Regions from separate parts of the Homo sapiens genome. Here region 2 is linked to region 1. A link is an interaction called in ENCODE POLR2A ChIA-PET data of the cell type or tissue named here. Cell type or tissue: CD4-positive, alpha-beta T cell. All regions are shown on one strand. Links, peaks and the distances in the headings refer to the core of each region. The heading gives the core; the rest is flanking DNA. Region 1 overlaps BORCS5 (BLOC-1 related complex subunit 5). Region 2 overlaps GPR19 (G protein-coupled receptor 19).

Region 1 (8,339 bases), core at 278-8,277:
ATTCTGGATACAATCTCTTAATCAGATATATGATTTGCAGTATTTTCTCCCAGACTGTGACTTTCTTTTCATTTTTTGGGGGATTTTTTTTTTTTTTTTTTGAGACCGAGTCTCACTCTGTCGCCCAGGCTGGAGTGCACTGGCGCGATCTCAGCTCACTGCAAACTCCACCTCCTGGGTTCAAGCAGTTCTCCTGCCTTAGCCTCCCAGGTAGCTGGGATTACGGGTGCCTGGCTCATTTTTGTGTTTTTAGTAGAGACAGGCTTTCACCATGTTGGCCAGGCTGGTCTGGAACTTCTGACCTGGCTGATATTTTTTGAAGTACAACTTTTTTAATCTTGATGAAGTTCAGTGTATCAATATTTTTAATAAAGATTTCTCCTAGAAGTTTTATAGTTTTAGTGATTGCATTTAGGCCTGTGATCCTTTTTGGATTACTTTGTGTGTGTTGTGTAAAGGTCTAAGTTCATTTTGCTTTGTTTGTTTGCTTGTGGTATCCAGTTGACCCTGTACCATATGTTGAAAAGATTGTGTTTTCCCTTATTGAATTATCTCAGCACCTTTAAAAAATGACCATAAATGTAAGGGTTTATTTCTGGACTCTTAGGTCTGTTCCATTGATCTGTCCCATTTTTAATTTCGTGGATTGTACTTTGGTGTTGTATCTAAAAAGTCATCACCAAATCCATGCTTACCTAGATTTTCTCTTGTATTACTGCTTAGGACTTTCATAGTTTTGCATTTTACATTTAGGTCTGCGATCCATTTTGACTTAATTTTTGTGAAAGGTATAAACCATATGTGCTTTTAAAGACTATATAGTCTGCAGTCATTGGGTAGAGAGTTTTATATATGTCAGTTATGTTGGTTGATAGTGTTTTTTGAGTTTTGTATATTCTTACTGATTTTGTCTTTAGTTTTATCAATTGAGAGTGAGGTACTGAATTATTAACCTGTTTTGTTGAATTGTGTATTTTTCCTTTTGATTCTGTCAGTTTTTCCTTCATTTGTTTTGAGGATATGTTGCTGGTGTGGATACATTTAGAATTATTATATCTTCATGATGTAACAACTTTCATCATTATGAAACACCGTTCTCTAATATTACTCTCTGTCTTTATTTCTATTTTATCTAATATTAATAGAGCCATTTGTGTTAGTCCACTTTGAGTTGCTATAAAGGAATACCCGAGGCTGGGTAATTTATAAAGAAGAGAGGTTTATTTGGCTCACAGTTCTGCAAGCTGTATAAGAAGTGTGGCACCAGCATCTGCTTCTGGTAAGGACCTCAGAAAACTTTCAATCATGGAGGAAGGTGAAGGAGGAGCAGGCATGTCACATGGTAAGAGAGGGAGACAGAGGTGGGGGAGGTGCCACACTCCTTTAAACAACCAGTTCTCCCATAAACTAATAGAGGGAGACTTGCTCGGTACTACAGGGAGGCACCAAGCCATTCTTGAGGGATCTGCTCTTATGACTCATACATCTCCCACTAGACCCCACCTCCAACATTAGGGGCCACATTTTAACATGAGATTTGGAGGGGACAAGTATCCAAATGATATCACTATTCTGTCTTTCTTATGGTTCTATGATGGTATATATCTTTTTTTTTTTTTTTTTTGAGACAAAGTCTTGCTCGACAGGCTGCTGAAGTGCAGTGGCGCGATCTCAGTTTCCTGCAACCTCTGCCTCCTGGGTTCAAGTGATTTTCCTGCCTCAGCCTCCCAAGTAGCTGGGATTACAGGCGCGTGCCAGCATGCCTGTCTAATTTTTGTATTTTTAGTAGAGATAGGGTTTTGCCATGTTGGCCGGGCTGGTTTCGAACTCCTGACCTCAGATGATCCACCTGCCTCGGCCTCCCAGAGTGTTGGGATTACAGGTGTGAGCCACCGTGCCCAGTGGGTATGTATCTTTTTTTATCTGTTTGCTTTCAACTCTTTTGTGTCTTTGAATCTAAGGTGTGTCTTTTGTAAATAGCATATAGTTGGATCTTGATGTTTCATCCAGTCTGACATTCTCTACCTTTTGATTGAGGTATAAAAACCATTCACTTTTAATATAGTTATTGATCTGGTTAGATTTGCCTTTTTATTATTTCTTTTCTATACATTCTTGTCTATTTTGTTTCTCTGTTCCTCCTTGACTGCCTCCTTTTATATTAAATACATATTTTTAGTTTACTGTTTTAACTGTTCCATTGATTTTTTTTAACTATGTATTTTTTGGAGTTGTTTTCTTAGCAGTTGCTGTAGGGATTACAGTGTACATGTTAATTATCAGAGTCTACTTCAGATTAATACTAACTTAATTCTGGTAAAATATATATGCTTTGCTCCATTATAGCCTCATTCTTTCACCCTTTTTTGTGCTATTATTCTCATGTATAATATCTGTATATATTTGTAAACCCAAAACACAGTGTCATAGTTACTTCCTTAAGGATGTTTGTCTTTTAAAGAAGTTAAGAGAAGGTGTGAATAAAAATATATTTGTAGAATCTTCTGTGTTAACTCACATATTTACAATTTTTGGTGTTCCTCAGTTCTTCTTGGACTTCAGGTCCCCAACCGTTGTCACTTCCTTTTACCCTGAAAAGACTTTTGTTAGTATTTAATGTTACAAATTCACTAGCAGATTTTCTCAGTTTTTGTTTATCTAGGAATGTCTTTGTCTTTTTTTTTTTTGAGGGATAAATTTGATTGAAATGGAATTTTTGGTTGACAATTTTTTTCCCCCAGCACTTTATATATGCCATTCTACTCTCTTCTAGCCTCCATTGTTTCAGACGAGTTGCTTTTCTCTTGCTCATTTCAGGATTTTTTTTTCCTTTAGCTTTCCATAGTTTGTGATAAGTCCAAGTTTTGATCTCTTTGTATTTATCCTACTTGGGGCCTTTGAGCTTCTTGAATGTGTGGATTAATATTTTTCATCAGATTTGGTAAGTTTGTCTCTTCTTTCCTTCTGGGATTTCCATTATGCATGTGTTGGCATGTTTGTTGTTGTTGCACAGATCTCTAAGGCACTGTTTTATTTTCTTTAATCTTTTCTCTTTGTTCTTTAGATAATTTCTATTTTCAGGTTCACTGATTCTTTTTCCTGCCATCCCCAAATTGCTATTGAGTTGCCCCAGTGAATTTTTCATTTCCATTATTATACTTTTCAACTCCAAGATTTCTGTTTGGTTTCTTATTTTTAAAAATTTTATGTATGTATGTATTTGTTTGTTTGTTTTGTAGAGACAAAGTCTCATTATGTTGCCCGGCTGGTCTCAAACTCCTGGGCTCAAGCAATGTGCTGACCTTGGCCTCCCAAAGTGCTGGGATTACAGGTGTGAGCCACCGTGCCTGGCCTGCTTTTTAAAATATATATATAATTTCTGTCTCCTTATAGGGAATCTGAATTTGTAGATTCATTGTTATATTTTTCTTTCTTTTATTATGATTTTCTGTAGTTCTGTGAGCTTATAATTGCTTTGAAATTTTTGTCTGCTGTATCTAGTATCTTCAATACTCAGAGGCAATTTCTATTGACTGCATTTTTTTCTTGAGTACGAGTCACACTCCTGTTTCTTTGTAGGTCTTATAATTTTTTTGTTAAGAACTGGGCATTTTAGATAATATAGCAGCTGTGGATTCTGATCCTCCCAAATTGCTGTTGTTACTTTTTTGTCTGTTCATTGCTCTTTGTTTAGTAACATGTTTGTCAAACCTGTGAAATCTTTTTCCTGTGGTTTGTGGCCATTAATGTCTCTACTTTTCCACCCCACACCCTCCTTTTTAAAAGACGACAATCACTTTATTATCTCTCAGATTTCTGTGGGTCAGGGATTCTGGAAGGGCTCAGCTGGGCAGTTCTGACTTTGTTATGCAGCTGCAGTCAGTTGGTGGCTGGAGCTGAAATAACAGGGGCTGGAGCAGCTGGGGGCCGTCTGGGCAGCTCTCTTTATTTGTGTAGTCTCAGGTCCTCTCCATGTGTCTGCTTGCTTTTTAAACTTGCTTATATCTTTACATCTGCTTTCCTAGGGGTTGTCCATATGTCTGCATGGGTTAATAGTCAGTTATTGATCAGAGGTTGTACTTAACCACCTTGATCAGGAAGGCTTCTGTCATCTGTAAATGGCTCTGCGTGGCAGGGTAGCACATTCAAAGTTCAGGCCATTTTCAAATCTTATCTTTTGTTCACTGCTGAACCCTTTCACCTCTCCCCTTGGAATACACACACCCTCAGTGTCAGCTAGGAGCACGTGACTGGTTGCACCCTTTCAGGTCTCTGCTGCAAATGCATACAGCCTTAGCTAGGAGTAAGCTTGCCCTGACCACGACCACAACCTCGTGTTAGTATAGCTTTTGGCACTTTCCACTTGCCCATCTCTGAGATAGTCAATTCTACTGATGACACCGCTGGATGTGGATGCTACCTATTGTTCCAAATAAGTCAGCAGCCGCTTCCTGCTAAAGCAGGAAAGCTTCCTGTTCTCATTACCTGTCCCATTCTGGTACAACATCTGCTTCAACTGAGGCAGGAAGGTTGGGAGAAGCCTCACATCTCAATGACACAGATTCTCACTATTTTTACCCAAGTTCTTTTTTTTTTTTTGAGATGGAGTCACACTCTGTCACTCAGGCTAGAGTGCGGTGGCACAATCTCGGCTCACTGCAACCTCCAACTCCCAGGTTTAAGCGATTCTTCTGCCTCAGCCTCTGAAGTAGCTGGGACTGCAGGAGCACACCACCATGCCTGGCTAATTTTTGTATTTTTAGTAGAGACGGGGTTTCACCATATTGGCTAGGCTGTTCTCAAACTCCTGACCTCGTGATCCGCCTGCCTCGGCCTCCCCAAGTGTTGGGATTACAGGCGTGAGCCGCCACACTTGGCCAAGTTCATTCATTTTTAAGGCATAAATGCTTCTCAAATTTTTATATGCCATTGGTTGATTTTCCAAACCTCAAAATGGTTTGAATTATGTTTGAATGGTATGAATTATGTTCAGCTTTATAGTTACCTTTTGCAGAGAGGATATGTTGATCTCCTCATTTGGATTTATCAAGAAGTCCCACTTGTCTGTCCATGTGGTTTTTTTTTTTTTGGAGATGGAGTCTCACTCTGTCGCCCAGGTTGGAGTGCAGTGGCGCAGTCTTGGCTCACTGCAACCTCTGCCTCCTGAGTTCAAGCGATTCTCGTACCTCAGTCTCTTGAGTAGCTGCAATTACAGGTGTGTGCCACCATGCCTGGCTAATTTTTGTATTTTTAGTAGAGACAGCATTTCGCCACGTTGGCTAGGCTGGTCATGGACTCCTTGCCTCAAGTGATCCACCTGCCTCGGCCTCCCAAAGTGCTGGGATTACAGGTGTGAGCCACTGTGCCTGGCCCCCCATTTGCTTTTAATCTAGCTTTTAAAGTAGCCAGCATATAGTTGTCTTGCTGTTTTATATATGTTGAAAATCTGTCTTTTTAATGATATCTTTAACACTCTTAGATTTAGTGTAATTTCAGTGTGGTGGGGTTAAAGTCCACTGTTGCTATTTTTTTTTTTTTTATTTGTTCTAGTTCGTTCTCTTTTTTTGAGACAAAGTCTTGCTTTTTCTCCCAGGCTCTAGTGCAGTGTTATGATCTTGGCTCACTGCAACCTCTACCTCCTGGGTTCAAGCAATTCTCCTACTCCTACCTCAGCCTCCTGAGTAGCTGGACTACAGGCACGTGCTAGTTTTTTGTATTTTTCATAGAGACAGGGCTCCACTATGTTGGCCAGGCTGGTCTCGAACTCCTGACCTCAAGTGATCCACCTGCCTCGGCCTCCCAAAGTGCTGGGATTACAGGTGCCAGCCACCGTGCCCGGCCTTTGCTCCTGTTCTTTATTCCTTCCTCCCTGCCCACCCATACCTTTTTCTGTCTGCTTTAGGATTGAGTCTTTTTATGTTCCAATATTTATCTGCACTGTTGGGTTATTATTTTTATGTATGAATATATGTATTTTTTTTCTAGAGTGCAGTGGCACAATCATAGCTCACTGTAACCTTGAACTCCTGGGCTCAAGTGATCCTCTAGCCTCAGCCTCCTGAATAGCTAAGACTACAGGCATGTACCACCATGCCCAGCTAATTAAAAAAAATACTTTTTTTAGAAATGTGGTCTTATTGTGTTGTTAAGACTGGTCTCAAACACCTGGCCTCAAGTCATCCTCTTGCCTCAGCCCCCTGAGTAGTTGGGATTGCAGGTTTGAGCTCTCATGCCTAGCAAGATTCATTATGTGGTTGTATCAATAGTTTGTTCCTTTTATTGTTTCCTTCTTATGGATATACCATAGACTGTCTATCCATTTGCCAGCTGAAGGAATCGGGGTTGTTTCCAGTATTTGGTGATTATAAGTAAAGCCAACATAAGTTTTGTGGCAGTTACAATATATGACAGAATTGCTTCCCAAAGGATTTAATAAACTAATTCATAGTAAAAACAATACTATCTGAGCATTTCCATTTCATAATATCCTCTTCAACACTGGGCATTACTTAAGGATTTGTTTTCTCCAAAATGGAAGTATCTTTTATTCTGATCATGAAAGTAACACGTGCTCATGATTTTATGTCACTCAGCCCTCTGATCCGAAACCTAAATATACTCCATTTTGTCTCTTTTGTTAGAGCATGACCCCCAGAATTGGCATAGTGTTCCAGGTGTGGATTGGATCCAGTGTCTTTTCTGCATGATATATTCCTTTTAATACAGCCCAAGTTTAAGTAGCTTTTTTGGCAGCCACATGCACTTGAGTCATATCGAATCATCTAAAACTCTAAAGTGTTTTTCACATGTGCTGACATTAAGCCACACCTCCCCCATCCTGTATTTCTGCAGATAGTTTTTGGACCTTCAGTGAAAGACTCACATTCATCCACAGTTCAGTGTCACATGTAGCCTCAGTTTCTAGCTTGTTGAAGCCTTTTTTGAATCCCCACGATTAACACACCATGAGGGGCCTCACTCAAGTCATTAAAGAATGTTTAACACGACAGAACCTAGGTCAGAGATCCAGGGAAAAGCTCATCACAGTCAACAGACACAGAACTCTTTCTGTTAAGAATACTTTTTTATTTTCCAGTTTCTAGTTGGTATTTTTGTGGGAAGTAAATTGCTATCTCATATGCGATTAGTGAGAACTAACATTTGTGATTATTATATTAATTGAGACTCTTTTTGGTATCTGATTATCAGTACCATGCTTATTATGTATATCATTAATGCAGTTTTTATTGTGGTATTTTATCACCACAAACTGTATTTATTACTAGTCTATACTTATTTAAAACATTGAAGTGTTTTTCCTGAGACTTTAAACCACATCCTAAGACCACACTTCCCAAACATATGGTAGCAGTGACCAGAGACATAAAAATCACACCATTGATGAGAGAGTAATGATTCTAAGACCTGCCCCAAACCTCAAATAGGATAGCAATGTCATGGCTGCTCCTAATTTAGATGGGACGAAATCAACAAAAAGGAACTGCTGGCCGAGGATAGTTAATATTCAAAAGCAAAAGAAATGTATCTGTAAATAAGGAAGATAAATCTCATTATAATATCCACTGCTTTTTTTTGGATGTGGTCTTCCAGCAGTAGTAGATAAGTATATTATTAATGAAACAATTGTGTTAGTGTTCCATAATTATACAAAAAGGGAAAATAGGACAAGGCATGAATAATTAATGAAAGGAAACCAGACTCTTAAGTGGGGTGGGGGGGACATATAAGAAAAGGTAACAGCCATCTGTGAGTCTGGTCTGAGGACCAGAGGATGGCTGACATTTTTGGGGCCAGATAGACTATCTTTCTGCTGTTCTTCTCCTTTCCTGGCAATATACTGGAAGAGATTGAAACAGAACATCAAGGCAACCCCACACATGAGATGGAAATTTAAAAAATGTTCCAGATATGAGCATAACTCCCTAAGCCATTCTTTTAGCAATGGTTGAAGCCAGTCCTCTGACTTGCAGTAAGTTCTCGCAAGAGGCTACAGTTCCGAGGCCTATTTATTTTGGCCTCATTTTTATCCCTACTTTTACTTTGGTGACATTCCTTGAGTCTCACTCATTCCAGCATAGGGACAGGACACAGGTTGTTGAGGCAAATACTATGGGTTCATATAGAAAGTACCAGATATTAACTATCTCTGGCCAGAGTTTTTCCCCTAGGTCCTTACAAGTAAGTACTTTTTTTTTTTTTTTTTTTGAGACGCATTTTCATTCTTGTCGCCCAGGCTGGAGGGCAATGGTGCGATCTCGGCTTACTGCAAACTTTGCCTCCCAGGTTCAAGGGATTCTCCTGCCTCAGCCTCCCAAGTA
Region 2 (8,339 bases), core at 83-8,082, 290 kb after region 1:
TACTAGGGAGGCTGAGGCAGGAGAATTGCTTGAACCAGGGAGGCAGAGGTTGCAGTGAGCTGAGATTACACCACTGCACTCCAACCCAGACAACACAGTGAGACTCCCTCTCAAAAAAAAAAAAATTGTTTCCATTAGATATTTTAAATAATTGCAAAAGAACCTCACACCAATGAAAACAGAGCTTCTTTCCACCACCTGAAACTCCTGGTGCCACAAGCTTATAGGCCTGGAATTTTCTCTACTGGTCTTTTTCCTTTCCTCCTTTTATATAATATATATAAGTATTCCTCCATAATAATCCAGCTCTGTACCTTTCAAACTGTTTCCTAACTGGCATCAAGCAGTTTCTCAAGCTCAGACTGGGTATATTTTCTTTTTGTTTGGAAACTCGATATGCTTTCATGGGAACATAATTTTTTTTTAAACAGAGATGTTTTCAAAACAGCTTCTTCTAACTTCACAAAATAGCTTAAAACAACCATGAACATTCCTGGCTCAGAAATTCTGCCTATGTAGATTTAAGGGACTATTACTCTCCTATCACATTTGCCTCTTTCTTTACCCTTCACATGAATTCAAAAAATCAACCTCTCTCACAATTACAGCATCATCCTTTAAAGTGAAGATCCCTATTAAAATATAAATGTTTCTTAAAGACCAGTTGTACATTTTTTTCAGTTTTATATTTTATCAGTAGTGATTTCTGAGACCTATTCATTCTATCTCTGAAATCTACGATTAGTGAAAATGAAAACAGAAGAGATGCCAAAAGCAAAAGCCGTGAGGACCATCAGTAACTGAGAGAATTAAGATGGGGTGTCATTATGAGAAGGGCCGGGTGAAGGGTGAAAGGTGAAGTTGAAGAAGATAAACTTCACCTCCTTGACAGTTTTGTGAAGGAATGGATAACCACTGGTAGCTACCCTACCCAAAGGAATAAAACAGAAAGGAGCCTGAGCTTTACCCCACATGAAGGTTTAAGTTGACCACAGGCTGCAGTCCTCCCCTAATTCCTTGTAAACAATGTTGCATGACAAAAATGTTAGGTCGTGTTGGCATCTCTTTGGGGGTGACCACCCCCACGGATGTATAAAGAATACTATCTAATATTTCTCTTCCCAACTGCTGCTTAGTAGCTTAGTAGAGTTCCGTGTATACAGGACACAGCTGCAGGTTTAATACTGAACTTCCCTACCTCCCTACATTCACACAAAATCTGAAAAGTAAGATACAATGTAAAAAAAACAAGTGCAAAAAAATTTCACCCTGGCTGGGTGTGGTGACTCATGCCTATAATCCCAGCACTTTGGGAAGCCGAAGTGGGTGAATCACTTGAGGTTAGGAGTTTGAGACCAGCCTGGCCAACATGGTGAAAACTCATCTCTACTAAAAATACACAAATTAGCCAGACGTGATGGTGGGTGCCTGTAATCCCAGTTATTTGGGAGGCTGAGGCAGGAGAATTGCTTGAACCCCGGAGGCGGAGGTTGCAGTGAGCCAAGATTGTACTACTGCACTCCAGCCTGGGTAACAGAACAAGACTCCATCTCAAAAAGAAAAAAAAAAAATTCACCCTAAGAAATGACCATTTTGTTATGATGGCATATGCAAAATAGTCTTCAATCATAACATTTATCCATTTTTTAAAAAGATCACTTAGTGTGGCCAGAGTTGTGTTCATTGCTGGGGACACAGACATTATAATAACTAGACAGACAAGATCCCTGTTTTTATGGAGCTTACTTCTAACATGGGAAACAAATAATAAACAGCTAAACAAATAAAAATGTCAATAATTCAGAAATGATTAGTGCTATGTAGAAAAAGAAAACAGAATGAGGGACCAAGAATTGACGGGAAATGGAATGGCAGATGGCTGGTTAGCTGGTTACCCAATGACCATTCCCAACTCCTCCCTCTCCTGCCTCTTAAGAGGCTAAAAAGGTAAGATAATAATTTCCCCACCATCCCTTTCAGTTAGGTGTGGTCACATCAATATAATCTTCTTCTGGCCAGTGACAAGAGAAAGTCTCCTGGCAGGGTGTTGGGAGGTTCTTGGAAAAATGTTTCTTCCTTGATAAAAGGAAAGAGGTGTGTAGTGAGTATTCTCATGGGCCTGACTGCCTCTCTGCTTCTTGCCACTGTAAACTGTCACATGAAGATGTCAGGGCACTGGGTGGTATCTTCTGAGGTCAGGGGAAGTCCTGAGACTCACCGGGACATAGTGCCCTGACACTGTGGTGCTGCTAGGACACTCACCTCCAGACTTACTAAGTAAGCAAACAATGTCTTTATGGCTTAAGCCACTTTGAGTTTTGTTACTCATCTCTGAAAGCACCCTGTCTGAAACAGGGTCTGGTTTTAGATGGAGTGGTTAGAGAAAGGTTCTCTGAAGAGGTTATATGGCAGCTGAAACCCCAACGACAGGAAGTCCGCCATAACATTCAGGCAGAAGAAATGATGAGTGCAAAGACCCTGGTGTAGGAATGAGCTTGTTATGTGGCTACAGCATATGAATACCAAAGAAAATGATACCTGATATAACCGGAAAGGTGGGCAAAGGTAGGATGACACAGGGCATTGTAGGGCATGGTTTTAGTCTATTGAAGGAAAATTCATCGCAGGTTTCAGGCAAAGGAGTGAAATGAATATGCCATTTTTTTTAACCCCCTCACGCACATTTATGTTTTAAAAATACAACTTTAGTTGCTGTGTAGGTGGCCAAGCATAGAAGCAGGGAGAATAGTTAACAGGCTATTACACCCAGCACTTTGGGAGGCCGAGGCAGGTGGATCACTTGAGGTCAGGAGTTCGAGACCAGCCTGGCCAACATGGCAAAATCCTGTCTGTACTAAATATATAAAAATTAGCCCAGCATGGTGGTGAGTGCCTGTAATCCCAGCTACTCGAAAGGCTGAGGCAGGAGAATCACTTGAACCTGGGAGGCGGAGGTTGCAGTGAGCCGAGATTGTACCACTGCACTCCAACCTGGGCGACAGCCAGACTTTGTCTCAAAAAAAAAAAAAAAAAAAAAAGGCTATTACAGCCTGGGCAACATAGTCAGACCCTATCTCTACCAAAAAAAAAAAAAAAAAGTAAAAATTTGCTGGTTGTGGTGGGAGGCTCCCAGCTACTTGGGAGGCTGAGGCAGGAGAACTGCTTGAGCCTAGGAGGTTGAGGCTGCAGTAAGCTGTGATGCTGTGATCACACCACTGCTGATGATGGTGGCTTAGACCAGGGTGATGGCAGTGTAGGTGGAGAAAAGTAGATGAATATTGAAAATATTATGGAGACAGAGCCAACAAGATTAGTTTATATGTGATGGGGTTAGGGAATGGGGATGACCCCTAGTTTTGAGAGCCTGAGAGCAAGAGAGAAAAAGTTTAGGGAGCTTGAAATCAGTAATACTACTATACACAAGTTAAATTCCCACTAGATATCCACGTAGAGATATCAGTTGGCTATTGAATATGTACATTTGGAAAAATCTCTTTTGAAAACCTGTGCCCATTTGAATCAATTCATTCATCACTCCATAAATATACACTAAGATCATACTACACTCCAGAATGTACTATGTTAATAATTAGATATACAATGGTAAACCAAACTGTATCCCTACCCTCATGAAGATCTAGTATAATTAGTTGTAGAGGGGTAGAGAGTAGTAAACAGATAAGAAGAAATGAATGTATTAAGTTGTAGTAAGTCCAATGAAAGAAGAGTAGGCTGCTATAAGAGAGCATGGTGAGGACCCTCCCCTGGGCTGGGGTCAGGGAGGCAATGGAAGCAGCAGCAGAGATGATGAAGAATGGCTCATCTAAGGTAGACCCTCCAGGACCCCTGCTGCTGACAGATGACAAGAGAGTCTAGCCAACATGCCGCCTTGGGTCCCAGCCGTGTTCCAGGTCCTTAACAACGTTCTAGGCTCCTTGAGGCCTGGACTTAGGACTGTTGTGATAGTCTGTTGTCCTGGAAGCAATTCAGAGGTTTTTTTATAGACAAAAGAACCTAAATCATCACGTGGGGAGCAGGTTAGAGAGAAAGAGGGATAAGTGGAGCCGAGAGGAACAAAGTATCCCCATAGATTTTGTTCTGTGTAAGAACCCCAGGACCTAGGAAGGGGAAGAGAGTCTCAGTAATGTTTGCCATTGATGTTCCCATCAGCCTGGTAGGATAGAGCCTTGCCGTTATTTAAAGGAAATAATGTGAGTAGTAGGCAGAATGGTTCCCCAAAGATATCCATGCCCTAATCCCTGGAACCTGTGAATGTGTTATGTTATATAGCAAAAGGGATTCTGCATAATAATTAAGGTTATGAACCTTAAAGTGGGGAGACTATCCTGGATTATCCAGGTAGGCCCAATCTAAGCACATGAGCCCTTAAATGCAGGGAACTTTCTCTGGCAGCAGCAGGAGAAGTCAGAGAGACTCCAAGCATGAGAAAGAATTGACATGCTATTGCAGGCTCTGAGATGCAGGGGCCCACATAGAGGGACCAGGATGAGGCCTCTAGGAGGTATGATGGCTCCCACCTGATAGCCATCAAGGAAATAGGATCTTAGTCTTACAACCACAAGGCACCGGATTCTGCCAACAACCTGACTGAGCCTGGAAGGGCAGTCAACCTCAGAGCCTCTAAAAAGGATCACAGTCCTGCTAAGATCTTGATTTTAGCCCTGGGAGACTCTAAGCAGAGAACTCAGCCAAACCCACCCAGACTTCTGATGTACAGAACTGTGAGATAATAAACAGTGTTATCTTAAGCCACTAAATTTGTGTTAACTTGTTACAGCAGCAATAGAAACTAATTCAATGTAGCATTTCTTATATAATTTAATTTGAGTACTAAAATTCATACCAGTCATTCTATCACCTTCTAATACCCTACTAGCACCTGAAATATTAGAAAACCAAAAATCTTAAAGAGTATAGTGCTTTCTACTTCACCTTACACATTGGGCTGGGGGCTAAGAAACCTGGGTTCTAATTCTGATTATAAGCACTGAACAAGTCAAGAGACCCCGGTCTTATTTTTTATTTCAGCATAAGGACCTTAAGTAAATCAACCTCCTTGAACCTCTGTTTCCATATCTACAATATGCATGAGTTGGCCTAGATGATTTCTAAGGTCATTTCAGCTCTATGAGCAAAAAGTGACAGGTGGACATTGTTATCTGAGATGAGCTAATTTAATTTATAACCCACCACTTTCATCTGGCAGAGAGCTCATCCTGAGAGTGCATTTTGATGGGAGGAGAGGGAAGTTGTTTAGGGCTGCTGGGGCCCAGCACTGAGAGTTTTTGATATCAAGGATCAGTAGCATGGGTCTCCAAAGGAAAGATGAATTTTACCTAGGGTCCAGCCCAGCTTTCCACAGTAATTATCCTAGATGTGTCAACAACTTCTTACTGAAGATTCCTTGCAAGAAGTGGTCTGGTCAAAGAGGACCTGCCACCTGTGTTTGCTTTCCATTCTATCTAATACCAAACCTCTCAGAGAAGAGACACATTTCTAGAACCCCCGAGTGTCCTCTGTCAGTTTCTACACGTTTCTTCCCAGTATGAGGTCTTTCAAATTCTGAAGAAAACAATTTGGCCAAGGAATTTGCACCTCACTAAATTCAATTCACTACAGCAAACATTTTTTGAACACCTGCTGTGTGCTCATTGAGTTAGTGGGAACCAGTTGTTTTGGAGGTAAATGTTTGGTTTCATTTCTAAGTTCTGACTTCAGTATCAAGAGGCAAAGACTAGACTTACTAAAGTCAAAGCAAAGAACAACGAAGTAGTTGAGATTTACAGCTATTTGAAAAGGAGGTGAAGGACTTGTTAAGAAGCGAGTATAAGCACTGAGCAGGAAGTTACTAAGCATTATTTCTCAGGAGCATTCACCTTCTGTCTCACATCTTATTCACATCAACATTCCGGGTAAATTTTGATCTGTACCACTGTCCTCAGTCAGGGTTTTCTAGAAAGCAACCTTCAAGTTTATGAAGCAGATGTTAATTTTTTTTTTTTTTTTTTTTGAGACAGAGTCTCGTTCTGTCTCCCAGGCTGGAGTGCAGTAGTGCGATCTTGGCTCACTGCAACCTCTGCCTCCTAGGTTGAAGCGATTCTCATGCCTCAGCCTCCTGAATAGCTGGGATTACAGGCATGTGCACCACGTGCAGCTAATTTTTGTATTTTTAGTAGACATGGAAAATGAAAAATGAAAGTCTTTCCACTTATATTTGTATATTTGCTCTATTATTTGAGAATTTTCAATTCTGCGTTACACCATGTTGGCCAGGTTGGTCTTGAACTCCTTGCCTCAAGTGATCCACCCGCCTTGGCCTCCCAAAGTGCTGGGATTACAGGCATGAGCCACTGCGCCTGGCCACAGATGTTAAATTTAATATCGCATTAACATGTATTTTTTCATGGACAAATTATGTGACTATATGAAAACATGGCTGAACATGTATTTTCATATATTTCACATGGATAATATATATATTCAGTATATTAGACAGTTTATAAATGATCATTTCTCAGTGCTTCTTAATTCAATCCTCTCTGCATTTCAGTAATCGTTGACTCAAATCACCTATGCTGGCTAGGCAGGGTGGCTCACGCCTGTAATCCCAGCACTTTGGGAGGCCAAGGCGAGTGGATCACCTGAGGTCAGGAATTCGAAACCAGCCTGACCAACATGGTGAAACCCCATCTCTACTAAAAATATAAAAATTAGCTGGGCGTGGTGGTGGGCGCCTGTAATCCCAACTACTCAGGAGGCAGAGGCAGGAGAATTACTTGAACCTGGGAGGCGGAGGTTGCGGTGAGCTGAGATCGTGCCACTGCATTCCAGCCTGGGTGACAGAACGAGACTCTGTCTCAAAAAAAAAAAAAAAAAAAAAAAAAAATCACCTATGAAGCAATTTTCAACCTTTCTTCTTCAGAGACACATCACAAATGTGTTCATATGTGTGATATACCCCCATATATCCAGAATTATGTGCAATTCTAGGAGCTCGACCTGTAATTCCAACCCTTTAATCTCCATCTAAGAAATCATACTGAAAAAAATATTGTTATGTATATACCCTTAAATTTATTCCAATTAATTTAAAAAAACCAATGATTATTTATTAGTAAGCAGTTATTTGCAACATGCTCTGTTTAGGACATAGCAATATATTTTGACACCTTTGTTGATATGCACGGTCCTGATATGCCACAAGTATAACATGAAATCTAAATTCTTGAAGGCTAAGGTGCTTGGCACAGAGAACCAGAGAAAGGTAATAAGAGAGAAAAGTGCACTTATTCTCTCTGCTGGGCAACTGTGAGCTTATAACTAGTTCTCCGAGTCTACTAATAAGCATTTAATAAGAATCTACTAATGAGCACTTTTCTTGATCCATAAAGTCACTATTGACATTCCAGCAAAGTTTCACGGCCTGCCCCCAATTTGAAGATTTATTTCTCTCTTTGGATATAGAACAAAATAACTTTATGTACATTTTATTTCACTTTATTTTACTTTATTGGGTTGGTGCAAAACAAATTGCAGTTTTCCCATGAAAAGTAATGGCAAAAACTGCAATTACTTTCGCACCAGCCTAATATTTTATTTTGAGACAGAGTCGCACTCTGTTACCAAGGCTGGAGTGCAGTGGTGTCATCCCAACTCACTACAGCCTCTGCCTCCTGGGTTGGAGAGATTCTTGTGCGTCAGCTTCATGTGTAACTGGAATTACAGGTGCACGCCACCACGCCCAGCTAATTTTTGTATTTTTTGTAGAGATGGGGTTTCGCCATGTTGCCCTGGCTGTTCTCAAACTCCTGACCTCGAGTGATCTGCCCACCTCAGCCTCCCAAAGTACTGGGATTATAGACATGAACCACCGTGTCTGGCTCTTTATGTGCATTTTTAATATGAAGAGGCTATATAGTATGGTGGCTGAGAGCACAGGTTCTAGACTAGTGGTTCTCAATCAGAGATAATTCTGCCTCACAGTGAACATTTGGAAATGTCTAGAGACATTTTTAGTTGTCATGTCTGAGAGAGGGAAGTGTTACTGACATCTGGTAGGTGGAAGCCAAGGATGCTGCTAAACATTCTACAATGGTTTGGGCACAGTGGCTCATGCTTGTAATCCCAGCACTTTCGGAGGCTGGGGTGGGAGCATCACTTGAAGCCAGAAGTTTAAGACAAGCCTGGGCAACATAGTGAGTCCCTGTCTCTATCAAAAAAAAAAAAAAAAAAAATTAGCCGGGCATGGTGGTGCATGCTTACAGTCCCAGCTCCTTGGAAGGTTGAGGTGGGACTATCATAGACCTAAAGGGAAAAAA

What was found. ChIA-PET counts read pairs that join two places held together with the same protein. Peaks named below come from ENCODE experiments on the same cell type or tissue, not always from the same donor. Only the 100,000 strongest peaks of a DNase experiment are listed, where the experiment ranks them.
Region 2: POLR2A ChIA-PET joins it to region 1 with 10 read pairs; 5 of 35 experiments call an interaction of 5 or more read pairs at or near these places.

The regions. Positions count from the first base shown.
Region 1 is chr12:12,380,929-12,389,267 of GRCh38, forward strand. All of the region lies in intron 2 of BORCS5 (BLOC-1 related complex subunit 5), which reads left to right. Among named protein-coding and RNA genes, the nearest start is that of BORCS5, 28 kb to the left of the region's middle. RefSeq lists an enhancer at 267-561. In CD4-positive, alpha-beta T cell, for the core only: no CTCF peak of the experiment used is centred there; no DNase peak of the experiment used is centred there; H3K27ac peaks cover 1,855 bases.
Region 2 is chr12:12,671,194-12,679,532 of GRCh38, forward strand. All of the region lies in intron 3 of GPR19 (G protein-coupled receptor 19), which reads right to left. Among named protein-coding and RNA genes, the nearest start is that of GPR19, 21 kb to the right of the region's middle. RefSeq lists enhancers at 2,224-2,283, 5,205-6,033. In CD4-positive, alpha-beta T cell, for the core only: no CTCF peak of the experiment used is centred there; no DNase peak of the experiment used is centred there.